Regions from separate parts of the Homo sapiens genome. Here region 1 is linked to region 2. The links are chromatin loops, found by intact Hi-C in ENCODE. Cell type or tissue: GM12878. All regions are shown on one strand.

Region 1 (2,500 bases), 96 kb before region 2:
AATAGAATTTATATATTAACACAATTAAATTAAAAAATCTATAATTTGAGAAATTTGTAATTTATATATAAACAAAATTAAATTTAAAAATCTATTTATAATTTGAGAATTGTCTATATATCTAAGAAGTACAGCAAAGGTGTCTACCTTCCCCACAGGAAGCCAGTGCCTGTTAGAGAGCCTAGAAAAACAATGTGTTCAAGTAGGAAGCAGGACCATGAGGATGGAAAATAGAAACCTTTCAAATTCAGCCGAACATGGTAACTTTACTGCTCTAGAAGGGAAAGCCAAGACTACCCTAAAAAGGGAGGAGACTGCAACCTACCTGTAGAGGCAAATAAGAAGGACTTAAGAGTATTTTAGAGTCCACTGGATAAAGGGAATTCACACTAAAGAAGAGTGATAAACAAGGCTAAGCTGTATTCTGTACCTGTTCCATGCATGTGACTTACTTTTTATAGTTCATTCACTTCTATATTCTCATCTGTGACTTTATTGTTATAATAAACAGAGTTTCCCAAGTGTTAGAATTGTGAAGGGGTACAGGTGATAAGAATGCTACTTTAATGAGGGTACAATCCTAAGACAGAGTGCTAACCCCTCAAGTGGCAGCCAAAATACAATCTGGAAGATATGTAAGAATCTGCTAGAAACAATACATTCAAGCAGTCTTTTCTCTTGTTTTGTAATTTTTTTCCTATAAAATATGTCTGGGAAATGGCTTCCATTTTGTTGCAGGGTACAGACCTCCTTGTTTAAATGTACGCCTGGACATGCACACATACTCTCTCTCATATACACACATATGCACAAATACAAGGGAGCATCAATATTTCACATTTTTAACTGCAGGACCTACATTTCTCTCCCAAATTCCCAATATGTCTACCTAAATAGCAAGAAGGAAAGTGGAAAAGAAATTAAAATTCATTCTTGTGCTTCCTGTAGCAGTAGCTTAGAAGCAATTATGGCCACAGTAACCACTATGATCTGCTTCATTGCCTCCGTGCCTGTTCTCACACATTAATGCCAAAACAGAAAAACCAACCTCAGGGTAAACCATATCTAATTAAATTACTTTCTACCTGTAATCTAGCCCCATTCAGTAGCATAATTTTCACTGAAGAAGCTGAAGTATGTTTAGACTATATGTTTTAAATGGTGGTATAATTTGCCTTGCTATTGGCAAACATCACCGCCTCTTTTATACTTTCCTATGGAACTTTCAAGAATTGCTACACTTTAAAAACACCAAAAATGATCACTAGGTAAGCTGGATAATCATTATTGTTTTCTGACATACAATCACCTAGATTCCTTAAGTGAAAACAATGGCAACTGTTCTCATCACCAACTTTCTAGTTTACCATAAATAGCTCCATTCTTCTCCTTTCCCATTTTCTCTATAGAAACCACAACACAACCAGTACCAAATATACCAAAAGGAACTATTATTTTCACCTCAGTTTACAGGAAGAAGAAAATAGAGAATGGATTTTGTTTTACCTCTAATATACACGTTTGCTTAGGGTAAAGAAGTAGCTTTTTGCTTCCCACCATGGTTACCTTCTGAGGAAGGTGATAATTTCCTTCTTAGACTGGTTGTTGACACTACAATAACTTCTAGGTAGGAGGGAAGTTATAAAAATAATATGAAATTAAATAAAGAACAATAAATTAAAAGACAAGGGAGGGAAATGGGAAAGCACTGAAAAAGCCATAGTGAATGAAAATGACTTCCAATAAAATTTTAAAATAATAAAATGAAGCAGACAAGAAGGGATATATATATACACACACACATACACAGAATCTTGAAAGAAAATTAACTTCAAGAAAATACAACTAGTGTTGCGTCAACACTATGGCATTCTTTACCAGAAAGTGCAGACAAAGTGTTTAAAGTCCCTATTAGTTGTTCTACTTCAATATGTAAATTCACTTGCTTAAGAGTTCACTGAGAAATCAGAAATATTAATTAAGGAACATTTGCAAATACTTTTGAATACAAGCCCAAAATGTATGAGTAATTTTAAAATGCATTTTCCTTATTCTCCTACTGAAGTAACAATTTCAAATTGAATATGATTTTTAAATACATTTTCATTCATATGTGTAACATAAGGGGCTCCATTTTTCTTACTGCCTATTGCTCCTAGATAATAAATTAGGAGTTAAGGGCAACTCCACAGCTCTTTCTTCCAGATTACTATTTACTGAAGTTAGAAGTTATAGCACCATAAGTACAGTGAAAAATGTAAAAGAATCAACAATGGTTTGACTTGAAGAGTTACGTATTTCTTACCATGTCTTTTCCACCTATGACCCCTTATTGACATGCTGGTTACTGCATTTCTTGATATTCGAGAGGAAGTTGGTGTGATTTCAACTTGAATACACCTTGTACCTTCCTTATTAGATTTCATGGGACCATGAGGCAATGAAGCCTTTATTGCATTAGCAACCTAAGGAGAAAAAATATAGTTTAAGATCAACATGA
Region 2 (2,500 bases):
CTTAGTTATGATGCATTATCCTTTTTATTTATTGCTGCATCTAATTTGCTAATATTTTCTTGAGAATTTTGGGGTCTATGTTTATTTGGGATATTAGTCTGTAGTTTTTTTACGTGTAATTATTTTGTCTGGTTTCAATATTAAGGTAATGCTGGCTCATAAAATGAGCTTCCCATGCCAACCTTCCCAGTACAAATTAGACAGCTTTTAAATATCCACCCACTTAATTGGTGAACATTTAGAAACAAAAGACCTCTTCAGAGTGATTTTGTATATGAAAAGGAGTTTGCATTGACAAACCCTCCTTGGGATATGGATGCTAAAAAGTAAGCTAGACATTCTCATTGGGTGATTGGATCCAGAATATTAGCTCCTCAGCATAAAGAAAAACTCCTACACCTCAGCATGATGTATATTAGTTTATCTCATTGGTCCTTAATGGTTTGAGACTAGCCAAAAAAAAAACAAAAAAAAAAACATTAAATGTAATTGAGTCTGAGTCTATACAACTGCTACTCAAATTTTTATTTCAAAAAAAATTCAGCCGGTCATAGTGGTTCACACCTGTAATCCCAGCACTTTAGGAGGCCAAATCGGGAGAACTGCTTGAGCTCAGGAGTTTGAGATCAGCCTGAGCAACATAGTAAAACTTCATCTCTACAGAAATTTTAAAATTTAGCTGGACATGTGCCTGTGCATGTGCCTATAGTCCCAGCTACTGAGGAGGCTGAGGTAGGAGGATCGCATGAGCCCAGAAGATTGAGGCTGCAACACTATGATTGCACTACTGCACTCCAGCTTCGGCAACAGAGCAAGGCCCTATCTCGTTTAAAAAGAAAAGAAAAGAAAAAAAAATCTTGGGTATGAGCATAATTTATTTGATTAATGAATAAGCACTTTAAAAATTAAAGCAAGACTTTTGATTTTTAGTTCAGCTTTTCCTTGTACAGAATTCTTCTTGTTTCAGAATAGAAGAATCTCTGAAATAACATATATGTCATAGAGGCTAAAATTTAAATCTTTCACTCTTACTAGAAGTATTCAATTTGTCTTTGGGTTTTACAAGAGAAATGCCAGATGCTAACAAATATAAGTAATGGTTGTTGTTGGGCTTTTTGTTTAATGTGAATCCTCCAATTACCTTTAAAATCATGATGAAAGCTTAGAAGTTTCAAATTGCCAGCTTAAAACATTATATGTTAAATTATAATATTGTTGGCTATGCATATTCTTTTGCAGAAATATTTTTAGTTAGGCTTCAAAATATCCTCTAAATTTTTAAATAACTACAATTTTATACTCATGTCAGCTCTGTGTCTGTGTCGGTAAGAAAAAAATCTACATTACTTTTTTAAAATGTACATCATGCACCAAAAAGAGAGAGATTTCTGAATTCCATGCCTTCAGGTTAACTGATCAGGTTAGCTGTCCTACACTACAGTGACATCTACTGGCACAATCAGGACTGAGCACCCAGAAGTAATCAGAATGACAGGGCAGCCTTTCTTCTTCCTCTTTGATTATTGGCTGATAACAGGAGTTACATGAGTATGAATTTCCTAAGAACAGATATCATATTTTCTTGAGCTCTGTATCTCCAGTGTCTAATATTGTGATTGTTACATTAACGATTCCCCAGAAATCTGTTGGATAATTATAAGTGCAATTGCCTATGGCCTAACTTTTCAAACAGCACAGAATCTAAATTGAAACAATACTGTTAAAAGTGATTTAAATTAAAACAATAATAATAAAATGGTCTAAAACAAAGGTACTTTGTCTTTGTGATAAATCTCTTTTAAATTCTAATGATAAAAATAAGCTCCACTCATTATCCAGAAAATCACACACAATTTTATACACAACTTCATGAAGGTCCTGAATTCCATCTCTCAACTCAAGGTTAAGAACCTTGGATACAGGAGGTAGAAATATGTTTTAATACACTTTGAAATGCATAAAATCAATAAAACAATAATAAGAAACTACTATATACCTATTAGAATGGCTAAAATTCAAAATGTTAACATAACCAAATGCTGGTGAGGATTTGGTGGAGCAAAAGGAACTTTCATTCACTGCTGGGTAGGAATACAAAATGGTCCAGACACCTTGGAAGACAGTTTGGCAAGTCTTAAAAAATTTTAAACATCTTACTCTATGATGGAGCGATCATGCTCTTTGGTATTTACTCAAATGAGTTGAAAACTTATATCCACAGGAAACTCTGCAGACAAATGTTTATATCACCTTTATTCGTAATTGCCAATCCCCAAAAGAAACCATGGTATCCTTCAACAGGTGAATGAATACATAAACTGTGGCACATCCATATGATGAAACATTATTCAGCAATGACATGAAAAAAAAGCCATCAAGTCATGAAAATATACGGATGAACCTTACATGCATATTGCTAAGTGAAAGAAGCCAGTCCGAAAAGGCTATATACTGTATGATTCCAATGATATGACATTCTGGAAAAGGTAAAACAATGAAG

The links. Hi-C counts contacts between places; a loop is a spot of excess contacts. Peaks named below come from ENCODE experiments on the same cell type or tissue, not always from the same donor. Only the 100,000 strongest peaks of a DNase experiment are listed, where the experiment ranks them.
Region 1: it touches region 2 in a loop (2.1-fold over the local background); 5 of 110 quality-filtered maps call a loop at or near these places.

Annotation. Positions count from the first base shown.
Region 1 is chr7:22,957,951-22,960,450 of GRCh38, forward strand. HYCC1 (hyccin PI4KA lipid kinase complex subunit 1) reads right to left here. Exons shown (of 11, transcript NM_032581.4): 10 at 2,306-2,465. Among named protein-coding and RNA genes, the nearest start is that of HYCC1, 55 kb to the right of the region's middle. In GM12878, no CTCF peak of the experiment used is centred here; a DNase peak (open chromatin) is centred at 1,004.
Region 2 is chr7:23,054,338-23,056,837 of GRCh38, forward strand. No RefSeq gene overlaps it. Among named protein-coding and RNA genes, the nearest start is that of HYCC1, 41 kb to the left of the region's middle. In GM12878, a CTCF peak has its summit at 1,448 (motif pointing left); a DNase peak (open chromatin) is centred at 1,404.